Regions from separate parts of the Homo sapiens genome. Here region 1 is linked to region 2. A link is an interaction called in ENCODE POLR2A ChIA-PET data of the cell type or tissue named here. Cell type or tissue: PC-9. All regions are shown on one strand. Each heading gives the region's core, and the rest is flanking DNA. Links, peaks and the distances in the headings are about the cores only.

Region 1 (5,389 bases), core at 232-5,231, 140 kb after region 2:
CTGTGGCTTCCTATCACTCAGAATACAAGCCAAAGTTATTATCATTTCTCTCTGTCCACATCTCCTCCAACTCTTTCCCCTAATTCACTCCCTTAAAGCCAAGTTAGCTACCCAGGTGTTTCTTGAACCTCTCCATCTCCTACTAGTGCACTCCTGTTTCAGCACTTGGCATAGACAGTCCAAATCTGTCAGAAGATTTAGACACTTGGCTATTAAGCTATTCCCCCATATATCTACAGGGCTGGCTTCTGCACTTTATTCAAGTCTCTGTTCAATTTTCACTGTATCAGAAGTGCTTTCTCTTACCACCCTAAAACAAATAACACGCTGCCCTCTCACTCTGTTCCCTTATTTTGCTTGATTTTTCTTTTTTTAGCATTTAAATTATGACCGAACATGGTTATATGTATATTTGTTTCTTGCTCTCTCCACTTGGATATAAGATCCATGAAAGAAGGGACTTTGTTTTTATTCACTGCTGTATTTCCAATGACTATAACAGTGCCAGGCACATAGCTGATGCTCAGTAAATATTCGTTAACTGTAATTATTTTGGAAGCAGGGCCGTATTCTACAGTAAATAAAAGATAAGGCACTGGACTGAAACAAACATAGGTTTTATTTGTGATTCTAATCACAAATAGGGGTGAGGTCAAATATGATAATGTGTGTAAAGCATTGTTAAGCAGCTAAGGGATAATACTAAGAATCTAAAATTGTTTATAAGCGCAGTGCCTAGCATGCAGTGAATGCTTAATAGTACTTATTTTTTTGATCATTATTATGATAAATATATGGATTGATTTATGGTTAGAGTTGTTTTTTGATGAGCCTGTGATTGTTGTTTAAATGATGCAAATAATCTCTTCAGTTTTTCATTTTAGGACATCCTGTAGATAGCCTGAGCTTATATATATATATATTTTTCTCTCTCTTTCTTTTTCTTTTCTTTTCTTTTTTTTTTTTTTTTTTTTTTTTGAGACAAGGTCTTACTCTGTTGCCCAGGCTGGAGTACAGTGGCATGATCATGGCTCACTGCAGCCTCAACCTCCTTAGCTCAGGTGATCCTCCCACCTCAGCCTCCCAGGTAGCTGAGACTACAGGCACGTGCCACCAAACCTGGCTAATTTTTTGTATTTTTTAGTGGAGTTGGGGTTTCATCATGTTGCCCAGGCTGGTCTCGAACTCCTGGGCTCAAGCAATCCACCCATTTTGGCCTCCCAAAGTGCTGGAATTACAGGCATGCGCCACTGTACTGGGCCTATTCCTTTTTCAAGAGGGAGAAGTTTGGTTTATATCTCAGTTTGCTCAGGCTGCTCTAACAAAATGCCATAAACTTTGTTGCTTAAACAACCGAAATATATTTTCTTACAGTTCTGGAGGCTGAGAAGTCCAAGATCAAGGTGCTGGCCTATTCAGTTCCTGCTGAAAGCTCTCTTCCTGGCTTGCAGACAGCCAGCTTCTCCTTATGTCCTCATACTGTCTTTCCTTGGTCCATATAGGGGAGCAGGCAGATTTCTTTCAGTTCTCCTGAAGCCACTAAACCCATCATGAGGACCCTACCCTAGGGTCTTAGTCTAATCCTAAATTACATCCCAAAAGTCCCATTTAAATACCATCACCTTGAGGTTTAAAGCTTTAACATATGCATTTTGAAGGGACAGAAATAGTCAATCCATAACAGTTGAATTTTTTTATGTCAGAAAGTTTCAACAACAACACAAATTTTAATATGTGGTATTGGAAGAAAAGTTTTCATAAGTGCAACTTCTTCATTTTATATATGTGTTTATACATTGTGTTGAAATTCATTTAAAATTACATTTACTTTAATAGGGGTTTGAAAAATTTCTCTTTAAAGGAATCTTGTGATTTCTTTTGCAAAACTTTTTTTTGGTAATCAGAATCATCGTTCTATAATTTATTTATCTGTTTTACAAATTTGGATGCTTACACAATTGATTTTCTTAATTCTTCGTATGGATGGACTTGCTGCAATTCTTATTTAGGATGTATATTTACTGTATGAAATGAAAATGTAGGCTGAAAGTCAGAAAATAAATAAATTTTAAGCTCTTGTCAATCTACATATATGAGCATAAATTTTAAAAAATATATCTTTTTTCCCAGTTTATTTAAATTGTTGCCTCACAAATACGCACAACAACTTTATCTAGTAAACGTTCCTCTTGCATTAACAGCAAAAGCAGAAGGTGTGAAGGATACAGGAAGCGAGAAATAACTTTTAACGTCTGCTCTAGCCCTCCTGGACTAGCCTAAAAGCAGACAGGCAGGAAAGGCTTTGGGACATAGGGTGATTTGCAAGGTGACTCCGCCGGTCTCTTTCAAGCGGGAGCGATACACAGGTCAGCCCGGATCGTCCATGGTCACTGCCGTAAGTGACACTAACAGAATATATCAGAAAATCACTGCCTTTAAAGAACCAGGACATATCATTCCTCTCTCCAACGAAGTCTTATATTTTACCATTCTGCGTGTATTAGAAAGCTAAATTTAAACAGCAACAATAAGAAATCTTCCCCAGTGGATCCCTCGAGCCTTTCGGGAAAATGCAGGTTTCTGGCTGACAGGAAGAAGAAACAGCATCCAATCGGCACTTGTGTCTCAATGACCAATCAAATTTCGCCTTACATTGCATCGCTGGGATAAACGGAGCTGGACGACTCAGTCTCTTGGTCTGTGGCTGCTGCGGTTACCTGGATGGGCGAGCACCTCTGAGGCTGGCTTTGTTACCTGGGCAATAAGGGACTAGCAGTTCAGCCGTTTTCTATGCCTGCTGGATTTGTTTGTATTTGTTCCCAGCCACTGCTCATGTAATGTACTCCCTTAACCAGGAAATTAAAGCATTCTCCCGGAATAATCTCAGGAAGCAATGCACCAGGGTGACAACGCTAACTGGAAAGAAAATTATAGAAACATGGAAAGATGCCAGAATTCATGTTGTGGAAGAAGTAGAGCCGAGCAGTGGGGGTGGTTGTGGTTATGTGCAGGACCTTAGCTCGGACCTGCAAGTTGGCGTTATTAAGCCATGGTTGCTCCTAGGTGAGTATATCGACTTGCCACTAGATCATTGAGTCCTTTTAGCCAGATTACGTTCTCATTTTCCCCCTTTATGCGTAATAGTCTGTATTATCAGCTATCCTGCCGAAAAGCTGAACTGTTTCCTTTTTTGGATATGGAACTTCCATTAGCCAGCTAGAGCCGTTTCTGCCTCACAGTGTACCCATAAGAAGCATAGATGCTATTCTCGTAGCACTTGGCACTGCATATTTGAATTTTAGAAAAGCTTTCTTCCCGTTTCTCTAACTTCTCTGGAGAATAACACATTGATGTTGTGTTTTCTTGGCTTATAAAAAATACAGCTTGAAAAAAAAGGAATGAAAAAAGAATGTTTGTATCAGGCAGAACTACAAGTGACAATGGTTAAAGTTATAGAAAAGTTAATACTCGAAATAGTCCTGTGCTTGCTGGCCTGCGCAGCTCTTACAGACCGTGCGGAATACATGCCTCCTGTGGCCACGTCTGTTCATGGTGTCTGTTTTTGGAGTGTTTAAGAGAAGGAGATCTTAAGATCTTATGATTTATTTCGTATTATGGAAATACTGAGCCCCTATACAAGCATAGTTCACAAATAGCAAATGAAGCAAGGTTATAAAAGTGCAAACTTGTTAATTTGGCAAGAATATGGTATGGTGTTCTTAAAAAAATAGTCAAGAATGTTTTCAAGTACGTCTGAATTATTTCTATTTATGAATAGAGAAATTAAGACTTGGAAAGACTAAATGACTTATCACTATGCAGCTAAGGCATTCTTGAATAGAGAGAAGACTGAGAAATAGCCCAGGTGCTGTTCACCTAGTGTCTTACTCCTTTGAGGAATCCTGTGAAGTAGGGATTATCAGCTTTGTTTTACAAATAGAAACCAGGATTTAAAATTGGTGAAGTAATTTACACAAGGTAACACACCTGGTAAATAACAGACGTATGCATCAAGCCCAAGTCTGATGGACTCCTGCTGTCCATTGTTATACTAGGCTGCCTCACATAGACCAAGTTTTCAATCCTGCTCCGCCTCTAATTTACTAGATTAGCTGGTGCAAGCCATTTATCCTTTCTGGTCCTCCAAAAAGCCATTTGTAAAGATGAAGTAACAGTATCTGCTTATGTCATAGGATCCTCCTGAGGTTGTTGTAAAAGGTTTTTGATGCAAATCAATTGCAGTGTACATATAAGTTATTAAATATTATATGAATTGTTACATAGGCTGTCTTTAAATTCACCAAATAAATGTCTCTAACTAGTTTCTACAGTCCCGTGAAAAACTGTACCATATTCTTGTCACATTTACAGTGAAAAAGTGAGTTATTTAGGTAATCTGAAAAGTTCACCTAGGCCCTGCTCACCATATCTAGGAAAGAAAATACGTCCTGGCACATTTTTCAGTTATTTTGGCTTCCACTGTAGTAATCATGGCTTGGAATAATTATGGTAGAATTTTCATATATCATTCACCAATTTAGGGTCTTCATGAACTTTGCTTATTACTATTATTTGTGGACTTACCCAAAGTGAACTGATCAAGGTAGTGTTCTGAGATTGGGGTTGGAAACCTCCCCAGGATAGTGGGAGAGTCCTGGGAGGAACTTCTGAAACTAGCCCTAATAAGGTCTTCTCTGGAATGGGATACTTTCATCAGGAGCAACCTCCTCCCTTCTGAAAGCTCACCTTTTTCTGCCTAATTACAAGTGCCTCATTCCTAAAGGATCCATGGGTGGTTCCACCCGCAGTTCTTCTACATGAATGTTGAAAGAGTTGTTTCTGACCAGACTTAGTTTACGTCTGGGAGACTGGGGTTGTTTGCAGGTTGGTTCTAAGAGCTTCTTTCACCTCCTCAAAGCGACACAGCTTCCTCCCAGCATCGCATGCCAAACAACTTTTGGTTTGGGTGATGAATAAAGAAAATGAAGAGTTGTAAAAATGTAATCTTTTTTAGTTCGTAAACTCTAAAAAGTGACTGCATTTAAAAAATATTACATAGGCCCTCGAACCATTTAAAAATGGAGAAAAGATTTTAGACAGCATTTTTGTCCTAGGCTTTGAACATTATATATAGACAGATAATTATTTATTATTTATTTATTTATTTTGAGATAGGGTCTCAAAATAAATCCAGGGTGGAGTGCAGTGGCACGATCTTGGCTCACTGCAACCTCTGCCTTCCAGGCTCCAGCGATCGTCCCACCTCAGCCTCTGAATAGCTGGGAATACAGGTGCACACCACCATGCCTGGCTAATTTTTTTGTACTTTTTGTAGAGATGCGGTTTTACCATGTTGCCCAAGCTGGTCTTGAACTCCTGGGCTTGAGCA
Region 2 (5,389 bases), core at 268-5,267:
GTCAATGGATAGATGGTGAGAGAGGTAACAAAATAGTCAATAAAGAAAACATCAGGTTTTTTCTCCCCACCTACTTATACCTGCCATGGAAGAGATACTTCCCATTCCAGGGACGTTGTGAAAAACCTGTGGGTCATATAGCTGAAAATATTTAACACAATGTTTCTAAACTTTTGTATGATTCCAAATGACCCCGAGGACTTGTTAAAACACAGACTGCTGGGCCTCAGCCCCAGAGATCTGAGTCAGCAGGTCTGAGGTGGGGCCCAATAATTTACATGCTTAACAAATTCCCAGGTGGTGCTGTTACATGTCCCTGGGTTATACTTTGAGAAGCCCCGGTCAAACTAGTACTTGGTATTAAACATCTGGAGATCAATAGAAGAGAGTTAAGGCTGAAGATAAATATTGGATAAGGGAAGAGAAAATTTGGGATAAAATTTTTCCAATAGTATTGCAGAGTAAAAATGGAAGAGTAAGATATCACAAGCTGACACTACATAAAAGATGAACCTGCAAAAACGACGAAGAGTAGAGATAAAAGTATTGGCAAATAAAGAAAATAAAGCTTTAATAAAAAGGAGAATAAAAGAGATAAACACGACAGAGAAATAAACAGAATGAGAGTTGAGGAAAAAGCACCAAATCTTGCAAATGAGTAGTCACCAACAAACTTTCAGAAAGGTTTCAGGAAAGTGGACATATTACAGCACACCAAGAGTGGACAGGTGGGACAATCAAACAGTGCATACAAACTAGTCAAAAAGTTTCAAAGTAAGACAGGTGGTAAGATGAAAAAGAGGCCAGTTTAACGACAGACTTAAAAAGTGTTATTTCACAAGCAGTACTTGGCTTTCAGGGTGCAGGAGACTTTCTAGGGATCAGGAAAACTGCTTTGTGGGAATGAATGTAGCAAAAACTCAAGGGTATGACAGCATAAGGGAGAATGCACTAACCAAATTTCATAGTCCAGAATGGATAAAATATGTAAAGCCAGGAATAGGTGATCAGGAAAGCTGAGAGGCATAAAAGTTTCAATGAGCCAGAACAAGGAGTTCAATAGGTGTAAAGGAATGGGAGAGCTAGAAGACATGGCTGTGATCTGAGAGTTGAATTTCAAAGTTCAAGATTTTTACTGGTGGAACAATTTCAGGAAATAATAACATCCAAAGTACTGCTAAAGTAAAGATCTTCAGAGGCAACTTATAGGTTTGTAGATGATGGCAGAAAGGTATGTGAATAGAATGAGTTTTCGAAAGAAAAAATTGCTGTAGGAAAACTAGAAATATTTTTAGTCTGGAATTAGGGAGTCAGTAAAGCGATGAACCTAGTCCCAAGAAACAGAATGTCAGAGAATAAAAAAATATTAAACAGACATAAGGAGATTTGCCCAAGTCACATAGAAGTCTTAAAACTGATAATAAGGCCAGGCACGGTGGCTCACGCTTGTAATCCCAACACTCTAGGAGGTCGAGGAGGATGGATCACTTGAGGTCAGGAGTTCGAGACCAGCCTGGACAACACTGTGAAACCCCATCTTACTAAAAATACAAAAATTAGCCGAGTGTGGTAGTGCATGCCTGTAGTCCTAGTTACTTGGGAGGCTGATGCAGGAGAATTGGTTGAACCAGGAGGTGGAGGTTGCAGTGAGCTGAGACTGTGTCATTACACTTCAGCCTGGGCACCAGAGCAAGGCTCCGTCTCAAAAAATTTAAAAATAAAAATAGATAAAATAAAATAAAAATAAACTAATAAATTCCAGATTGCCTCCCAATTCAGACCTACTTTTAATTAATCATAATGCTTTATCTTTTAAAAAGAATGTGCTTGTTGACTGTGAAAAACTCCTTCAAAAACACATTGACTTCTGGATATGGACATGGGGAGAAGGAAGCACAAAAGAATTAAAAAAAAGAGAAAGTTTTGGAAAACAGTTCAATTGCTGAAAAAATAGTTCTCTCTACTCTCCTAAATGAGTCACTCTCAAGTGAATCGTTTCTTTTTCCAAATTATAGAAAAGATTTAATAAATTCTATTTAAAGACAAATTTGATTTATATGGGTCATTAACATTCAACAATTTAGATTTTGGTTTTGGCCAATTCCAAAATGGCCAATGAGTTAGAGGTAATGAGTCACCATTAATTATTATACACAAAATTCAAGTAAGCAGAATCTTGACAAACGACTATGAATTTTATTTTGAAAACTTGCAAATTCTGTTTGGAATTTTAACAAATTCCATTGTTTCAATTCCACAAATGAGAGTTAAATAAAGTACTGAACACTGCAGCGGATTATTTGCTTCTAATTAGATGGAACAGTCAAAAGACTGTTAGTAGGAAAGTAAATAGGGTTAAGGCCAATGGGGTTGTCAAATGAGTATTAAAAAATGGGAGAAAACATGAAAAAAACAAAACTAATAAGAATAAAGGAGTAGAAAATATAAGTAGCTAGTAAACCAATGTACAATAACAAAAGAAAGATCAGGAGAGTTTTAAAAACTAATTTCCTACTTATTCATACTCCTCCCTATAATGCTACCACGTCTATTTTTTTGTTTTTTAAAGTATCATATAATAAAAATGACCTTTTCTTTTCCTTTTGGTATACAGCTCCATTTTTTTTTTCTTTGAAATAGAGTTTTGCTCTTGTCGCCCAGGCTGTAGTGCAATGGTGCTATCTCAGCCGACTGCAACCTCCATCTCCCGGGTTCAAGCAATTCTCCTACCTCAGCCTCCTGAGTAGCTGGGATTATAAGCATGTGCCACCATGCCTGGCTAATTTTTGTATTTTTAGTAGAGACAGGGTTTCAATATGTTGGCCAGGCTGGTCTGGAATTCCTGATCTCAAGTGATCTGCCTGCCTTGGCTCCCAATGTGCTGGGATTACAGGCCTGGGCCACCACACCCAGCCCCAAATGTTATCATGTACAGATCTGTGTTACCACTATGTAACACACAGTGATATGTGTCGTATGACACATATGATAGATTTGTATCACCACTATGGTGAACAGTTTCATCACCCTAAAAATCTCCCTCATTGCTTTCCCTTTATAGTCCTGGCAACCACAGATCTGTCCTATAAGGTAATCTTTAATTTTTATTCAATAAGAATTAAATAAGTTTTACAGGATAAAATAGCCTAATAAAGTGATTCTCTAAAGCATTTAAGAGAAAAATGTCAAATATGAAGTATGTTAAATACATGTATGGCTTTAGTTTTCTTCTGGATTATTTTTTGTTTAGGAACATAAACTTGTTCTCTGGCTTTCTCAAATACAAAGAATATTTTATTTGGGATTTCATTTTTTTTTTTTAGTGTTGAGAAGGCTTTTAAATTAACCAAGAAGTATGACTTTAAAATAATTTTTCATTGTAACTTTAACAGTTCAAGTAAAAAAAGCAAAAGAAAATAACATTAGATCAAGTATATCTAAAACAGTTATCTGCTTGAACACACTTTAATACTTAAGATTCACTGTGATTTCACAATATACCTCCCACAAAGAATCAATGTCAAGAAGACATTACAATTTTTTTTTAAGTTGTAGGTTCAGGTTTTCATCAATCTTAGCTAATAACAAAAAGAAACAAATTACTGATCACTTAACAACATGGATGAATAAATCTCAAAAACATTATGCTAAGTGAAAGAGGCCAGACACAAATTTAATCTATAGTGACAGAAATAAGATCAGTGGTTGTTTGGCCTGGGGCCAGAGACTGGGGTAGGAGACCAACTACAAAGAGATAGCAAACAATTTTTCAAACTGATGGAACTGTTCTATATCTAGACTGTGGCAATGGTTATATGAATGCATCCATCTGTCAAAATCCAAAATACCGTTTGCTTAAATGGTACATTTTATTGTATGTAACTTATACGTATAAAGTTGATTTTTAGAAAGTTAACAGGCTCAGAAGCTAATCCTTTTAGTCTAAATTAATGTAGATTTACTGTATTAAATTTAATGGGTTCAAAACCAAATTGATACTGGTAATATTCATGAACTAGCGACACATAGTAGACTAAGAGTATGGTTAAGAAAAATTGTGAAACAGATAAGCCACACACACACTTATATGATCCTTTGACTGCAAAAATGTTCTAGTTCTCTTCATAAGCTAAAGAGTACTTTTCATAATTTACTACTTGTATTTATGTTACAAATTTTGAGCCAAAGCTAAATACTGAGTATCAAGATCTTCTTATGTTTATAAAAAGTATCATGAGTTACCCACATGATAATCTTTTAAACAGTGCAGCCATCTGGTCTGGTTTGTCAAAGCTGGTCCTCATTTGTGTTAACACATCAACATTCTCCACCACAAGTTTCTAAAAAAAAAAGAAAGATCCTAGGTCAGGCACAGACCTCTTTGTGTTAATGAGATAAGAGCATGCTTGGAAATTACAATCTGGCAAGTAGGAAACACAATTCATGAAATCCAGACGCTCTATGCTACATATATTTTTTTGTTGTTTCAATAAAAGCATCTGAAAATTATTTATATAAGCTTAGTGTTTCCCTTCAGTTTACAAATTCAAGAAGGAAGGAGTTCAGGAAAAGCAACAAAGGTAAGTAGTAGGATAAAGAATCATCTTATGCTTACTTAGACGCTGAACGGCATCAATAATAAAAAGTAGACACTAAAATGGACATAGCAACAAATTCCAACTGAAACAAAAAAACTAGCTAAAGTTAAACCTGGCCAAAGGCAGGCTAGAGTATGCCTGTAGACAATGAGTATTACTGGATACATACAAGTAGAGGGAGAATGACTTGTTATGGTATGGTACCACTTGATGGGGATTATATAATAGTAATGTTTCCCAACAAAAATTATAAAATGGAAGTATAAACTATCTACTCCTCTTTCACAGACCACTGAGAAAAGGGAAGAGAAAAGAAGGAAGAGATATAAATAAGGGAAGGGTGTGAAGGATAACTATTCAAGAAAAGTATAACTCATTGAAGAATGTTCTCCTCAAAAGAAACATTACAAAGTAATTTAAAAATTATAACACAAATGTAATTAATTTCATTCTGTCAGAGATAAGCCTAGACAACAATAAACCGAGTTTCTAAAACAACAAAGAGAGAAGTGAGAGAGACATTCTGCTCTTTGTTGCAGTTACCTGTGCGGTCTGCTTTCACCACTAAGTTCACCACTATCACACTTCCCAGTTCTTTCACAATGTAAGTGAAGTTTATAATTTAATTTCTGATCTCTATATCTCTACAAAGTTCTTGTAAATCAGAATTTTCTTTACTTTTGTTCTCTATAATGGTTCTCAGCCCTTGTACACATCACAATCACCTGTGGTGCTCTTTCCAAATACACATATCCATTGCTTCATTCTTGGTTATTTCAATTCAGCAGACC

The links. ChIA-PET counts read pairs that join two places held together with the same protein. Peaks named below come from ENCODE experiments on the same cell type or tissue, not always from the same donor. Only the 100,000 strongest peaks of a DNase experiment are listed, where the experiment ranks them.
Region 1: POLR2A ChIA-PET joins it to region 2 with 14 read pairs; 4 of 35 experiments call an interaction of 5 or more read pairs at or near these places.

What each region holds. Positions count from the first base shown.
Region 1 is chr2:183,076,097-183,081,485 of GRCh38, forward strand. It overlaps DUSP19 (dual specificity phosphatase 19), which reads left to right and starts at 2,651. Exons shown (of 4, transcript NM_080876.4): 1 at 2,651-3,063. The coding sequence starts at 2,838. In PC-9, for the core only: no CTCF peak of the experiment used is centred there; a DNase peak (open chromatin) is centred at 2,695; H3K4me3 peaks cover 2,552 bases; H3K27ac peaks cover 1,557 bases.
Region 2 is chr2:182,937,824-182,943,212 of GRCh38, forward strand. NCKAP1 (NCK associated protein 1) reads right to left here. Exons shown (of 31, transcript NM_013436.5): 24 at 4,247-4,340. Among named protein-coding and RNA genes, the nearest start is that of FRZB, 74 kb to the left of the region's middle. In PC-9, for the core only: no CTCF peak of the experiment used is centred there; no DNase peak of the experiment used is centred there.